2 separate regions of the Homo sapiens genome follow, and region 2 is linked to region 1. The links are chromatin loops, found by intact Hi-C in ENCODE. Cell type or tissue: ascending aorta. All regions are shown on one strand. Each heading gives the region's core, and the rest is flanking DNA. Links, peaks and the distances in the headings are about the cores only.

The links. Peaks named below come from ENCODE experiments on the same cell type or tissue, not always from the same donor. Only the 100,000 strongest peaks of a DNase experiment are listed, where the experiment ranks them.
Region 2: it touches region 1 in a loop (3-fold over the local background); 31 of 110 quality-filtered maps call a loop at or near these places.

The regions. Positions count from the first base shown.
Region 1 is chrX:115,638,729-115,647,225 of GRCh38, forward strand. It overlaps PLS3 (plastin 3), which reads left to right. Exons shown (of 16, transcript NM_005032.7): 9 at 1,680-1,775; 10 at 4,585-4,780; 11 at 6,293-6,371; 12 at 7,344-7,458; 13 at 7,674-7,807. Among named protein-coding and RNA genes, the nearest start is that of PLS3-AS1, 80 kb to the left of the region's middle. In ascending aorta, for the core only: a CTCF peak has its summit at 4,409 (motif pointing left); a DNase peak (open chromatin) is centred at 4,400; H3K27ac peaks cover 4,293 bases.
Region 2 is chrX:115,572,614-115,581,110 of GRCh38, forward strand. The region is part of intron 1 of PLS3 (plastin 3); the gene reads left to right. Among named protein-coding and RNA genes, the nearest start is that of PLS3-AS1, 14 kb to the left of the region's middle. RefSeq lists an enhancer at 6,590-7,163. In ascending aorta, for the core only: no CTCF peak of the experiment used is centred there; no DNase peak of the experiment used is centred there; H3K4me3 peaks cover 1,806 bases; H3K27ac peaks cover 7,491 bases.

The sequences.
Region 1 (8,497 bases), core at 97-8,096:
TTGAGATGGAGTCTTGCTCTGTCGCCCAGGCTGGAGTGCAGTGGCGCCATCTCGGCTCACTGCAAGCTCCACCTCCCAGGTTCACGCCATTCTCCTGCCTCAGCCTCCTGAGTAGCTAGGACTACAGGCACCCGCCACCATGCCTGGCTAATTTTTTTTGTATTTTTAGTAGACATGGGGTTTCACCGTGTTAGCCAGGATGGTCTCGATCTCCTGACCTCGTGATCTGCCTACCTCGGCCTCCCAAAGTGCTGGGATTACAGGCATGAGTCACCGCCCCCGGCCATCAATATTTTTAAAAAGGAAATAATTGTTTGGTAATGTGAAAACTAACTTCCAGTTTATCTGTATTCAAGTTCAAATTTTCACCTGTAAAGCCCTTTTCAGGGTAGTAAATACAGATTTTGCTGGGTCTGCTCTTTACTTGTTCTTCTCAAGAGCATAGGTTTATTATAAATTGTTTGTGTAGCTTTAGCAAGTAATTGGAAGTGAAAGCACTTTCGCAATTGTAGTACACTATTCCTTAAGAGGTAAATGCTATGCCCCCAAATGATAGAATCGGAGTTGGCATTTTATGAATTGCTCTGAAATAGCTTTCAATTACCTGATTTTCCCCATTCTTAGAATCATTTATGGCACCAAGTTTCAAACTCACCTGGGTAACTGGTTTAAAAGGCACCTTTCTGGGCAGCTCCCAGACATTTATATTTGGTAGCTCAGGAATTGGATTCAGTAATTCACATATTGAGTAACTTCCTCAGGGGTTAGTATGCACATAGACTATGAGAAACACTCCTTCATAGCCTGTCTGGACCTTCAAAGCCCAGTAACAGGAAACTATTAATATCGTAGCTGGAAGGTGGTCTTCACATATGGCAGGATTAAGGAATCTTGACTCAAATTCCGGTCCTCTAGCATTCCAAAGATGCAGGAATTTACTTGACACGTGTGTAAAGGTTCTTAATAAGCGTTTGTGCAAGTACAATAGTTTTCAAGCTGTGTTTTGTGGAGTTGTCCACACAACCTGAATTCATGTTGACTGTGAGCCAACCCCATTGTTTTATGTATTGGGATTCTAAGAAAACAACATTCAAGTGATTTAGTCCAGGGGTTTAAAACGAAAAGAGACCTTTGTTTTGTTAAGTACATTCAGATCATAGAGGGTTCAGTGTTATTTTAGCAACTAAAATGTTTACCATTTAATGCTTTTGTCATTTAAATTTACAATTAAATACATCTTTAACATAGCTAATCTCTTCTTCGTAGGTTGTGGTATATGCATTGTGCTTTGTAATGATATAACCTGTTTATTTTCTCTTTCTTCTATGCTTCCTGGATTTCTGCTCTCCTACTTTTTTAAATGCTTGTTTTGTCTGTCAAGCTTATTGACTTCAGTAATTCAGTGAAGGTACAGAACTGGTTATATGTTTATTAGCATTATTGTATTGATGACTTTAATAATTGCGAAGTCATGTCAAAATCCAGTTCATCCATATGCAAGACAGATATAAGGCAGATAGATGGACTTTTCTGGGGAAAACACCTGTTAAATTAAAAGGCAGAGATTTGTGCCATTTATTCTCAAAAAATCCAATGCAAATAGCCTTCCAAACATGGGACAATAGGATACATTCATTCCTTGTAACTGTGATCTCACTGACATTTTCAATTCTTTGTAGGATTCCAAAGCCTATTTCCATCTTCTCAATCAAATCGCACCAAAAGGACAAAAGGAAGGTGAACCACGGATAGATATTAACATGTCAGGTTTCAATGTAAGTATAAGTGCTCTTTTGAATTCTACAATCTTGCAAAATTATTGTCAATTTCTTATAAGTACAATAATTTTTATAATCGTATGAAGTAGAGTTGGCAATTTTAAGCATTATTTTAAAATGTATTACTGTACATGTAATTCAGAGGCCAGAAAACTAGCTTTGATTTATTTTGATTGTTAGTGAATTCCATCGTTGTTGTGGTATTGATTTATATGGATGGCATAAAATATTCAAAACAAGTATGGGGAAATAAGTAACTAGAAGCTAACCTTTTCCAAGTATTTGGATTACAACCACAGTAATAGATTTAGTGACTATATGAAAACCTTTTCCAAGTATTTGGATTATAACCACAGTAATAGATTTAGTGACTATATATTCATATTCCTGTGTTGAGAGTAATGTGATTATGTTTTACAAACTCCCAATCTATGAAATCTAATTTAGGGAATTACTCTCAGAGACCATGTTCCCTGGTTATGTCACTAATTTGTTTAGTGACATTGGACAAGTTCCTTCTCAAAATTGGATTTCACTTTGTTCATCCATAAAGTAAGGAGTTAGAGTGAACTATTTAGTCCCAAGTTTCTAGGAATCTGTGGTTTTTGTACCCATTAGATATGGAATGCATGCTACTAATTAACAAAATCCACATATCTAGCCTATTATGCCATAGGATGGAGTGGATTACATTGGCTAAACCATTTTTCTTCTCTTTCTTTTTTTTTTTTTTTTTTTTGAGACAGAGTCTCACTCTGTTGCTGAGGCTGGAGTGCAGTGGCACCGTGTCGGCTCACTGCAACCTCCATCTCCTGGGTTCAAGCAATTCTCCTGCCTCAGCCTCCCGAGTAGCTGCGATTACAGGCGCCCACCACCATGCCCAGCTAGTTTTATATTTTTAGTAGAGATGGGGTTTCACCATGTTGGCCAGGCTGGTCTTGAACTCCTGACCTCAGGTGATCCACTCGCCTCGGCCTCCCAAAGTGCTGGGATTACAGGTGTGAGCCACCGTGCCTTACGTGGCTAAACCATTTTTATGCTGCCCTTATCAGAACTGAATTTGTAACTGACTTGTGTGCTTATATTTCTGTCTGTATGTTAAATGCAAAACTCTTCAGCTCAGGTCACTCTTGGTAGGGATGAGGGGCCATCTTGTCCAAGAAGGGAGCTGTCTGGGTTGGCTAGCCATGTGATCTGATACCAGGGTAAATGGCATCAGTATGCTAACCGATTCTGATACACCCCTTCTCTAGTCAATCCTTTCCAATTGATCTTAAAACACTCTTTTGTCTCTTCCCTCTTCAGAATCCGACAAGGATTCTTCTGTTGACTCTAGAATTCAGTCTGAAATGTTCTGCTTGGCACTCACCCTACAAATCTTGCTCTAAAATCTAGCCAGTGTTATTTCCCCAAAAGTCTGTGTTCCCCACCCCAACCTTCCTTCCCACCACCACCCAGGTGCCTTTGCTCATGCTGTTCTCATGGTTTTCAGTGTCCTTCATCTTTTTCAGCTTTACACCTTCTTTAGGGTCTTTTTTTTTTTTTTTTTTTTTTAAGAGACGAGGTTTCGCCATGTTGGCCAGGCTGGTTTCGAACTCCTGGGCTCAAGCAATCCTTCTGCCTCGGCCTCCCAAAGTGCTGGGATTACAGGCGTGAGCCACCACGTCCAACCAAGGCCTAATTTTAACTCTGAACAGTTTTACCTGTTTTTTATTTCAATTTAACTTTTTTCTCTTCGTCTTTGTAATGGAAAAAATCCCTTCCTTTCGTCCTAACTTTTTTAATCCTTCAATTCCCTGAGATTAATCCTTGGTCTTGCCTTCCACCATTCTCCCTACGCTCAAAAGAAATCAGTGGAAATAGATTCTCTGCTTCTCTTCAATTCAAGCAACAGTTCACAAGCATTTCCCTTGGGATTTGAGCATGACATGAATGAAGGTGTCTGTCTTCTCCCTCAGCCAGGGAAGCCTACTTCCACAGCTCAGCACAACTTCCTCTCTCTCTAGCTCGCTCTCCAGCAGTGCCCTCCTTTCTAGTTCCTTCTGCTGCATAACACAGCCCCAGAGGTTCCAGGGTTCCAAGGAGTCCACTCTGTCATGAAGCTCATTGACTTAATGCACAGTACCCAGAAGCCTCAGTGAAGTTCAGCTGAGAGCCAGTAGAAAAAAGGAGAAACTCCAAAGCAGAAAGTAGTAAATCAGCAAAATAAAATAAAATAAGCCAGGTTGAAGAGAATGAACCCACAATTTACAGAAAATGAACACCATTTTCTAAAGGAGACTTAAGTAGGACTACAGTTAATACCCTTTCACATTTAATAATTAATTGAGATTCATTGTAGATAAAGTACATTTGAAAAAAAATTTTAACATAATTCTACTGAAAATATCTGAATATTTAACTTGAGGTGGCTTAAAAGGACAATTGAAGCTGTTTTCCTATTGAGAAGGAAAAAAGGAAAAGTGGAACCAGAGAAAGTGAAGATGGTGAATGTATATTTTTCTCTACAGATTTTCAAACAAAATCTGGGAGTTTCCCCCAACCTTTTACGTAACTTCTTTCTTAATGCAATTTAGTTAAATGTACTCAGTAGTTTGCTGTGTGATCTGGCGCCATCTAGTGTATATTACAGGTACTGCATCTCCAAGAGGGCCAACCTTTTTTTTTGCATTCAAAACAATTTTATAATAAGTACCATATGTTAGCTAAAAGAAAGTAGAACTGTATACCCAGACTATGACAGTGGGGAAATTTTCTATATTTTTAGTGTGGCCTTTGACAAAGTCTTCCGATTTTGTTTCAACAGGAAACAGATGATTTGAAGAGAGCTGAGAGTATGCTTCAACAAGCAGATAAATTAGGTTGCAGACAGTTTGTTACCCCTGCTGATGTTGTCAGTGGAAACCCCAAACTCAACTTAGCTTTCGTGGCTAACCTGTTTAATAAATACCCAGCACTAACTAAGCCAGAGAACCAGGATATTGACTGGACTCTATTAGAAGGTAACTAAAAACCTCAATTTCGAATGTGTGGGACTATAGAGTAGAAATACATAGGCCACAATGATTTTACAATCTAGACTTAATAAGTTTTTTTATATCTACAAGAAGTAGATGGCAGATGCTGAGTAAAAACTGGCAGGAAAGTACGATACAAGTGAACTTTTAAAGTAAAGTAGTCGAGGCCGGGCACGGTGGCTCACAGCTGTAATCCCAGCACTTTGGGAGGCCGACATGGGCGGATCACCTGAGGTCAGTAGTTTGAGACCAGCCTGACCAACATGGTGAAACCCCGTCTCTACGAAAAATTAAAAAATTAGCTGGGGCGTGGTGGCACATGCCTGTAATCCCAGCTACTCGGGAGGCTGAGGCAGGAGAATCACTTGAATCTGGGAGACGGAGGTTACAGTGAGCCGAGATCGCGCTATTGCACTCCAGCCTGGGCAACAGAGTAAGACTCCATCTCAAAAAATAAATAAAAAAAATAAAAAGTAGTCGAGTCGCTTAATGTAAAGCCACTTAGTAAATCAGTATTTAGTTTTAATATTTAGGGTTAGACCACTTTTTAATCCTCTCACCAGGAAAAAGTGCACATATGCATTCAGTTTGACCTGTAAATTTAGCATATATTTATGTTTCATTCATCCACAGTCAATGTAACTGGAACTAACCCCAACTCCTTTCACCTTTACCTCCTCAAGAAACAAATGATAATATATACTAATTTTTTTTTAAGTTTTGGAAAGGCAGAGTTTACCTTTTCCAGATTATATATGTGTGAAGCGTAGTCTATAAAAATTAAGAAATGCAGCCAGGCGCGGTGGCTCACGACTGTAATCCCAGCACTTTGGGAGGCCAAGGTGGCCAGATCACCTAAGGTCAGGAGTTCGAGACCAGCCTGGCTAACATGGTGAAACCCCGTTTCCACTAAAAATACAAAAAATTAGGCAGGCATTGTGGTGCGCACCTGTAATCCAGATACTCGGGAGGCTGAAGCAGGAGAATCCCTTGAACCTGGGAGGCAGAGGTTGTAGTGAGCTGAGATCGTGCCATTGCACTCCAGCTTAGGCAACAAGAGCAAACCTCCATCTCAAAAATAAATAAATAAATAAATAAATAAATAAATAATGCAAATAGTAATTCATTGAGTGTCCACTGATATTTCTATAAAACCAGTAACTTAACTGATAACATCAGTTACTTTGAGGGATGCAGATTCGAGGAAATATTGGAGAAAGATTTGAGAAGGAGACTATAAAAAGTTCATAAACCTCTAAATTGCTTAACTGGTTAGAATAAGGTTGTATTCTTTAATTTTAAAATAAATTCAAATTTTAAAAATAAGCCTGTACCTAGAGAGAATGTATGTACTTAGAAGAATGCTTGGAAACTCGTATTATCGAAAAATTCTAGATCTGAATAGAGAGATAAAATAATCTAATATGTGTATTGGCACTATATGCACATACATAAAGTGTTTAATGAATCAGTAAATTTTGTGAATATTCTTAACAGGAGAAACTCGTGAAGAAAGAACCTTCCGTAACTGGATGAACTCTCTTGGTGTCAATCCTCACGTAAACCATCTCTATGCGTAAGCCTTCCTACTGCTATTGTAAACAGTTACGAATGTCATGAATGGATGTTAAATAATGACAGCTCTAAAGATTTTCTAGATATTAATTTGTAGCTATTATTTATATTGGAAAATGTCAAGTGGTGATTTCCATCATCATTTTCCAAATACACAAAAGCTTTAAGTATTCCTTTACATGATCGTTAACTGTAAGTGATAGAATATATAAATGTCTTTATAGTACCCTAGGGAGCAAATACTTTATATTTTGAAACAGCTGTTTGGGAGGTTGAGGTGGGGGCATTGCTTGAGCCCAGGAGTTTGAGGCTTCAGTGAGCTATGGTTGTGCCACTGTACTCCAGCCTGGGCAACAAAGTGAGATCCTATCTCTAAGAGGGAAAAAAAAAGAAAGGTAAAAAAGAAAGAAACAGAGACCAGGGAATCCTTTAAGTAGACCATCCACAACAACTCAGGGACTTTGGTTCATTGTTCTCTCAGCCTGGAACGTTCTTTGCTCGCATATAGTGGCTCGTATCCTTACTGTATTCCAGTCACTGATTCAAAGATTTCCTGACTACCACCTGCTACTCTCTAACCCCTAACCCTAGTTCCTTTTTTTCTTAATAGCACTTACATACACCCCTAAAATTGTTTGTTTATTGTCAACAAACCAATACCCCCCGTATTGTTTGTTTATCCATGTACTTGTTTATTGTCTATCTCTCTGACTCTAATGCAAGGACAGGGATTTTTGTCCTGTGGGCCCAGCCTCTAGAACAGTGCCTTGCTTACAGTAAGCTCTCAATAAATACTTATAAATGAATGGGATGGTCTTAGCTCTGTTTTCAGCACAGATTGATAGAAAATATGAGTCTTGGGTATTATTTATGGTTTTATATATCTTGTTTGACAATGTAGTGTTACTGTTTTTAAGGAAAGTCAAGTCCCAGCTTCCTGAAAACACTGATTACATTATTTTTAAATCATTAGTGACCTGCAAGATGCCCTGGTAATCTTACAGTTATATGAACGAATTAAAGTTCCTGTTGACTGGAGTAAGGTTAATAAACCTCCATACCCGAAACTGGGAGCCAACATGAAAAAGGTAGATAATTAAGTTGCTGTATATATTTGTTAGAGTATTTTTATTCTCGATTAATTTCTTTTGTTTCTAAAACTCTTGACGCTGAGCTTCTTGAGGACAAAACTGTGTCTTATTTGTTTTTGTGTGCTGATACCTAGCATTATACAAGACACACACACACGTATGCAGATTAAACAAATGGAAGTCTTTAACCATTTACTCTTGTGCCTTTGCAGCTAGAAAACTGCAACTATGCTGTTGAATTAGGGAAGCATCCTGCTAAATTCTCCCTGGTTGGCATTGGAGGGCAAGACCTGAATGATGGGAACCAAACCCTGACTTTAGCTTTAGTCTGGCAGCTGATGAGAAGGTATAGTACACAATTTTAGCTGTTTAGTCTTTACTATCATACAGGTCTGTGATTTAGTCCTTACTGTGTTTAATAAGTGGATATGTCGATAACTACACTTTTGAAATATGTTATATTTACACTCCGAAATGAGTTTAATTAATGAATATATGTTGGATGTTAAGTGGGAGATGCTTCCTTGCAAGTTAGGCAGCAGAACTATGGTTAGTCCCTTTTTTAAAAAATAGGAAGCCTGACACACAGATTTCGGCCTCGTTTAGTGTCAGTGAATTAAAAAATTGTCAGAACAAAATTATGAACATCTTCATGCTCATTTGAAAATAAAGATCTCTCTCTGTAATGCTGATGAAGATCACTATAATGCTGAAAAGCATTCATTATGACTGGGCACCAGCCAAAGCACAGCTTATTTTATGCCATTACCGCTATTGGAATAGTACAAAATGTGCCTACAGTGGGCTGTTGGACCTGCTCATTAAAGCACTGTCAATCTGCTCCTCTCTCACCACTACAAAGAGTAGATCAGTAGCAAGCCACTACTGCTTGAAATATTTTTTTCACATAGTGTGAATCTCTTTCCATGAAATCTTTAGTCCTTGAAATTTAAGGAATATAGGGGCCAGGAGTGGTGGCTCACGCCTGTAATACCAGCACTTTGGGAGGCCAAGGAGGGTGGATCACGAGGTCAGG
Region 2 (8,497 bases), core at 96-8,095, 66 kb before region 1:
GCACAATTGCTTAATTAGTCTATTTGTGGAATGGTTTCATTATTCATTCAACTACCATAAGTTTAATGCAGACTGTTAGGTGCTAGGGCTACAAAGACGGATAAGATACTCCTCCAGTCTAGTAGAACAGAAAGACACAAAAATAATCTTGGTTCTCATGAAACCTAAAAATATTCATAAATGTAGAAAATGAATTTAGACCGTGCCCGGTGGTTCATGCCAGTAATCCCAGCAATTAGGGAGGCCGAGGCAAGTGGATACCTGTGGTCAGGAGTTCGAGACCAGCCTGGCCAACATGGTGAAACCCCGTCTCTACTAAAAATACAAAAATTAGCCAAGTGTGGTGGCAAGCGCAAGTAATCCCAGCTACTTGGGAGGCTGAGGTGAGAGAATTGCTTGGACCTGGGAGGCAGAGGTTGCAGTGAGCCGGGATTGCGCCATTGCACTCCAGCCTGGGTGACAAGAGTGAGACTCCGTCTCAAAAAAAAAAAAAAAAAGAAAAAAGAAAGAAAGGAAAAAAAAAGAAAATGAATTTAAATACAGCCTTTTTTCTCAGCATAAAATAATTTCTAAATATAAACCTTGTGTGAACAAAGAAATTCACTTATAACCCAATATAATCAAATCTAAACTAAGAACAAATCTCATTTAAACATTGTTATTTCTTTGCAATAATTATTGCATACCAAAAAAGAGCCCACTATGAGTTAATGTTACTTAAATAGAACATTGCTCAGCCTACAAATGAAGGTCAGCAGACACCAGTGTCTTGGAATAAAATAGCCCTTTGGCAAGAAAACGAGCCACACCCCATTTAGTTTTTACAAAAATAAAATTCTTTCCAGCTTTACTAAATTGTAGATGTTGCGCCCAGCATGTACTTCTGCAGTAGTTGATTCTGCAGCTGTGGAAATATTCATGTATGCAGAAGTCCCCAAAAACATCTATTCACCATTACTTGCACATGCAGCTCTTATACTTTCTGTAGTAAAGTATTCCGTTAAGTTTTATTTTGACTCGTGGATAATAGCAAGCAACTACAGGTATAGCTGACACCTTAATTTCCTGCCTTGAACTTCTGGCCACAGACTTTATTTTTTTATTTTTTGAGATGGAGTATCGCTCTGTTGCCCAGACTGGAGTGCAGTGGCATGATTTCGGCTCACTGCAACCTCCGCGTCCCAGGTTCAAGCAATTCTCCCGCCTCAGCCTCTTAAGTGCCTGGGATTATGGTGCACACCACCATGCCTGGCTAATTTTTGTATTTTTTAGTAGAGATGGGTTTTCACTGTGTTGACCAGGCTGGTCTCGAACTCCTGGCCTCAAGCGATCTGCCCACCTCGACCTCGCAAAGTGCTGGGATTACAGGCATGAGCCACCTTGCCTGTCCCATTGTCACAGAATTCAAATTGAGCAGGAATACGTAGGATTTCAAATCTAACAGTTGTTTCATTTGGTGGGATAGCATCAAAGCCATGTACTGTGACCACTGTATATGGTTTTCTTCAAGAGCAGCAATAAATTTCTGCCATGTACCATGGGAAAGAGCTGTACTTTTAGGGAGAAAGGAAATAAGCCCTGAGAAAAAGCCCCATTTTCCTAGTTCCTTTCACAGTTCACCTGGCACACAACGGGTCTTGATATTTATATTTGAAAGAGTGAAACATGGATGGCCATAAATGCTCCTTGCTGATAACGATTGAATTGGGAAAATCTAATCAGGAAATCAGTGATTTATGAATTACATTGCATAAAATACATAATGATGGGAGCCTGTAAGAAGACTAAACAAATGGCTTCCTTAGTTTATTTTTCCTTTAGGTTTTAGTTGTTTTCAGTGAATATTATGAGTGAATGTTATCGATAGTGTTTTCATTGTGAGAACTGCTAAACTGTAGAGTCAAAGAAGAAATTGGGACATATTAATATTTTGACTTTTATGCCAGCTTTATTGAGACATAATATCATACTTTTTTTTTTTTTGAGACAGAGTTTCGCTCTTGTTGCCCAGGCTGGAGTGCAATGGCACGATCTCGGCTCACCGTAACCTCCGCCTCCCAGATTCAAGCGATTCTCCTGCCTCAGCCTCCCTAGTAGCTGGGATTACAGGCATGTGCCACCACACCTGGCTAATTTTGTATTTTTAGTAGAGACAGGGTTTCTCTATGTTGGTCAGGCTGGTCTCAGACTCCCGACCTCAGGTAATCCGCCCACCTCGGCTTCCCAAAGTACTGGGATTATAGGCGTGAGCCACCGCGCCCGGCCCCATACCATCTATTTTTATAGATTTTAGTATATTCACAGATAACATGCAACCTTCACCAGTCAATTTTCAAACATTTTCATCACCTCAGAAAGAAACCCCATACACTTTAGCTATCACCTTCCACAGCACTCTACCCCTGCAACCCTAAGCAACCACTGAACTATTTCCTGTCTCCATTGAGTTCCCTGTTCTGGACATTACATATAAATGGAGTCATATAATAGGTGGTATTTTGTGACTAGTTTCTTTCACTTAGCCTAACATTTTCAAGGTTCACACACCTTGTAGCAAGTATCAGTACTCTATTCCTTTTTATGGCTGGATAATATTTCATTGTACACCATATTTTGTTTATCCATTTGTCCATCGATGGATATTTGGGGTTGTTTCTACACTATGGCTATCATAAATAATGGGACATGCAAACATTAAGTGTCTATCCATGAGTCCCCTAATGAGTTAGAGGTGGTGCTGACAAGATAACATTTCACTTATTACCACTCTGCTCTTAATATAAATCCTTGCTTTGATTAAGCACTACCGATTTTTCCATCTAAGTTTTTTTGTTATTTTTTGTTCCTTGAGACGGAGTCTGGCTCTGCTGCCCAGGCTGGAGTGCAGTGGCACCATCTCGGCTCACTGCAAGCTCCGCCTCCCGGGTTCACGCCATTCTCCTGCCTCAGCCTCCCAAGTAGCTGGGACTACAGGCGCCCGCCACCACACCTGGCTAATTTTTTGTATTTTTAGTAGAGACGGGGTTTCACCGTGTTAGCCAGGATGGTCTCAATCTCCTGACCTCGTGATCCACCCGCCTCGGCCTCCCAAAGTACTGGGATTACAGGCGTGAGCCACCGCGCCTGGCCTCTATCTAAGTTTAGCTATTTTTTTTCTTGTTTCCTGATGCTTATTGGCTTATCATCGACTTGTTCTCAATAACGTTTTCCTTAGTAGTATTTATACTGGAATAATAGAAAGCCTGTAAATGCTGTATAATCATCTTTTCTAAAACTTATTGTATAATAAACATTTAGCACAGTTTTGTTTAATCACATTTTTTGAACACTAAGGAGCAAAGGCAAGCAGTATTAAGGAGTACAAAAGTACATGATAAATGCTTTGAAATGCAATGGGTTCAATCAACCAAAAGCATTATTGAGCACAGCTAATATATTTACTTTTAAATGTACTATTCAAGTGTGAAATATATCCATATAGAACAAAATTCAAAACTCACAAAGGGCCATAATGATAAGTAAATTAGCCTCTAACACTTAATATTTTTAAGAAGACATTAGTGTTTTACGTTTAGGTATTTTGACAGTAAGTTTGAGGGAGTCTTTATCTTTTGACCTTTTGGGGTGAATATGAGAATGAAGGAATATAAAAAGATGATTAAAAGAATCACCAGGCCGGAAATGACGGCTCATGCCTGTAATCCCAGCACTTTAGGAGGCCGAGACAGGAGAATCACTTGAGCTCAGGAGTTTGACACCAGCCTGGGCAACATAGCGAGACCTCATCTCTACTAAAAATAAAACAAAATTAGCCAGGCATGGTGGCGTGCGCCTATAGTCCCAGCTACTCAGGAGGCTGAGGTGGGAGGGTTGCTTGATCCCGTGATCACGCCTCTGTATTTCAGCTTGGGTGAGAGAGATCCTGTCTCAAAAAAATAAAATAAAATAATATCCTGCAATTTCAGATTATTCTTTTAAGCACCCTTGACCCCAGATTCACCAGATCAAAACAGCTAATGACTCATAGAACTTTACTCTGTCATTATTTTCCAGATTCAACCCACAGCGAAATTTTTGGGATCCAGTCTCCTTACTCTTATGGGCAGGCGGAACCTTGCAGATCCTTTAGGAAAGGATAGGCTTCCCTGAGAAAGGTGGGCTGGAGTTAAGTCAAAAAAAAGGTGCAACTTTCTGGAGTCCCATTTAGAACTTCCTGCGTATTTAATAGGCCTTTGCTAATTATTAACAATGTGCCTGGCACACTAACATAAATAAAACAGTGTGCCATCGTTTGAAGAGCTGAGTCTAATCCACCTACTGATTTTTACAAAGGAGGCAACTGAAGTCTGATTTTGGCTTGCCTCAGCATAGAGTGCTCCAGGACAATGGTGGAGGATCAGGTCGCCATCACTGGAGACCCAGATTGTAGTAATGGAACTGATCCATCATTCTTCTCACTATATATTTAAACTCCATGTCCAGGGTCAACTTTGTTTAGTAGCAGTGCCTCTTCCCTGAATCAGTTTGTATCTACACTTAATTTCTTTCAGAGATTAATAAAATGACAAATGCTATCTCAATAAAGTTACCATGAACTCTCTGAAACTCATATCACCCATGACTAAAGCAACTTGCTTTGAGTCTGACAAGCTCTTCCCTAGCTAATGGAAATGCATTAGCAATAGCTTTACAGTGGTAAGCTATTTTTCTAGGTCATATTCAACCCAGAGTAGTCACATGCTGACAAAACTTCAATCCTAAACACTGATCATAAAGAGTTTCCTATATTGTATGTAATATATCCAAAAGTTTTTGAAAACTCTAATTCCAGTATATTGAATATACATTATAGGGTTTATCACTCCTGATTTTTTTTTTAATTGAGACGGAATCTTGCTCTGTTGCCCAGGCTGGAGAGTAGTCCCGTGATCTCGGCTCACTGCAGCCTCTGCCTCCCAGGTTCAAGCAGTTCTCGTGCCTCAGCTCCCCAAGTAGCTGGGATTACAGGCGTGCACCACCACGTCTGGATAATTTTTGTGTTTTTTGTAGAGATGGGGTTTCGCCATGTTGGCCAGGCTGATCTGGAACTCCTGACCTAAACTGATCCTCCCGCCTCGGCCTCTAAAAGTGCTGGGATTACAGGAGTAAACCACCATGCCTGGCCCACTCCTGATTTCTTCTAAACTGGATTTTATCATTCTCAGAGTCAGTGTTTCCTCTCTGTATTACTCCTTGCCTAGAAAAAAAAATGTCCATTTCATTCATCTATTCATTGACTTATTCAAGTACTTACCGAGCACCTTATATATGTCAGATACTATTCTAGGCACTGGGGATTACAGCCGTCAATGAAACAGACAAAAATCACCGTCTTTATGAAGCTTACATCCTACTAGGGGAGAGATAGAAAATAAACAATGATTTTATATATTATATGCTAATGTGTTATGGAGAAAAAGTAAGATTAATGGTATAGGAAGTGGGAAGAAGGGTATTGCCATTTCAAAATATGTGGTCACAGAAGGCATTACTGAGAGGGAGATATTTCAGGCAAGATATGAAGGAAATCAAGGAGTATCCATGTGAATGTTTGGGGAGAAGTGTCACTTGAACAAGTAAAAAATATTTCTAATAACAGATACCTAAATCATCATACATTGATGTGTTTCAGCCCTGAAATTTTCCTTTATGACAACTCCTTTTTATTTTGGTATTGAACAGAAAAAAATAACTTTCACCCAGATCAAACACTCTAGTGGAGTCATGAACTGACTATATATGCTAAGAATATTGTGTCAGAAGTTATGTCAAAAAAGTTTTGAAAAGATAAAGCTAGGCGTGGTGGCTCACGCCTGTAATCCCAGCACTTTGGGAGGCTGAGGCAGGCGGATCACGAGGTTAGGAGATCGAGACCATCCTGGCTAACACGGTGAAACCTCGTCCCTACTAAAAATACAAAAAATTAGACTGGCGTGGTGGCGGGCGCCTGTAGTCCCAGCTACTCGGGAGGCTGAGGCAGAAGAATGGCGTGAACCCGGGAGACGGAGCTTGCAGTGAGCCGAGATCACGCCACTGCACAAAAAAAAAAAAAAAAAAAAAAAGATAAAGTGGGAATAATGTTTAAAGCAGGATATAGAATTAATACAAGTAAATGTTCTTCATTTTCCCTATTAATTTAATTATACTATATTCTGTGTTTAATTCTGAATTAGATTTTTTAATTAAACTTTTTATTTTGAGATAATTGTAGATTCACACCTACTTGTAAGAAATGGCACAAAGAGATCCTGTGTACCTTTACCCAGTTTCTTCCAATGGTAAACTCTTAAAAAACCATAGTACAATAGCAAAACCACAATGTTGACACTGATACAGACAAGAGGCAAATGAGTTTCATTACCAGTAGAATCCCTTTTATTGTCCTTTGATAACAACACACACCTCCTTCCTCCCCTGACCTCCATTTTTGACCCCAGGAAACCACTAATCTGTTCTCCATGTCTATAATTTTGTCATTTAAAAATATTATATAAATGGAATGATATATAGTATGTAGCCTTTGGGAATTAGCTTTTTTTCTCTGAGCGTAATTCTCTTAGAGATTCAACCTAAGTTGTTGTGTATGTCAATACCTCGTTCCTTTTCATTGTTGAATAGTATTCCATGGTGTGTATGTAACAAAGTTTATTTAACCATTCACCCATTGAAGGATATCTGGGCCATTTCCAGTTTTTTAGTTATCACAAGTATTTGTATACAGGTGTTAGTGTGAACTTCAGTTTTCGTTTCTCTGGGATTAATGCCGGAAGAGTGCAAATGCTGAGTTGTATGAGAGTTGCATGTTTAATTTTATAAGAAATTGCCAAAGTGTTTGCCCAGAGTGACTGTACCATTGTGTGCTTCCACCAGCAATGTATGAGTGATCCAGTTTTTCCACATCCTTGCCAGCCTTTGGTGGTGTCACTGTTTTTCATTTTAGCCATTCTGATAGGTGTGTAGTGATAGCTCATTGTAGTTGCATTTTCAGTTTCATAATAACTAATGATGTTTAACATTTTTTATGCACTTATTTCCCATCTGTTTGCCCTCTTCAGTGAAATGTCTGTTCATGTCTTTTACCTATTTTCTTTCATTTTTGAGACAGGGTCTTGCTCTGTTGCCCGGGCTGGAGTGCAGTGGCGCAATCACGGCTCGCTGCAGCGTCAACATCCTGGGCTCAAGTGATTCTCCTGCCTAAGCCTCCCAAGTAGCTGGGACTACAGGTGCACACCACCATTTTATTTTTTGTAGAGTTGGGGTCTTGTTATATTGCCCAGGCTGATGTGAAACGTCTGGCCTCAAGCAGTACTCCGCCCTTGGCCTCCTACTGTGCTGGGATTACAGACATGAGCCACCATGCCTGGCCCTTTTGTCTGTTTTCTAATTGGATTATTTGTGTTTTTACTGTTGTGGAATTTTAAGAGGTCTTTATGTATTCTAGAGTCTAATTCTTTATCAGATATGTGGCATACAAATATTTTCTCCTCGCCTGTAGCTTATCTTTTCATCTTCTGAACAGAATCTTTCATAGAACAAAAGGATTTATTTGGTGAGGCCCACTTTATCAGTATTTCCTTTTATGGATTGATTTTTGGTGTCATGTCCGAGAACTCTTCATCAAATCAGGTTCCTGAAGAATTTCTCTTTCCCCCCTAAAGTTTTATAGTTTTATGTTTTACATTTAGGTCTGTGATCTGTTTTGAGCTAACTTTTGTGTAAGGTGTGAAGTTTGGGTTGAAGTTTCTTATTTTTTGTTTTGGACTGTGTTTGTCCTCGTCTACTGACATGGTTTTTTGCACCCTTGTGAAAAATCATTGAATATATTTGTGTAAATCTGTTTCTGGGTTCTCTTCTGTTCCGTTGTTTTGAGTATCTGTTGCTCTGTCAGTATCACACTGTCTTGATTACTGTAGCTACATAGTCTGACTTAATGCCAGGTGGAGTCTATTCACCTTATTTTTCAACAGTTTTAGATGTTCTAAGGCTTGTTCCTTTCCATGTTAATTTTTAAAAGAAGCTTGTCTATAACTACAAAAACTGTTCTAGGATTTTGAGAGGAATTGATTTAATGAATTAGACTTTTGAAATTGCATATGTAATGTTAATAAAGTTAAAAATGGTAATTCTGTTAAGGAAAACAATTTAGTTCCTTCCAAAGTCTAACGCTAGTTCTTATTTTCTGAAGAAATGTGTATTTTTATGATTTTGAAATTATTGAATGAATATTAATTAGCAGTTTCTTTTTTATTTTTTAAATTTTTTGTGTGGAGATGGGGTCCCACTATGTTGCCCAGGCTGGTCTCAAACTCCTGGTCTCAAGCAATCCTCCCGCCTCAGCCTCCCAAAGTCCTGGTATTACAGGCGTGAACCACCATGCCCGGCCAGCAGTTTCCTTTCAGCCATAACATGAATGACCTTTTTTAATGGCCAAAATTGAAGTTTGTCAGGTTCTAAATCA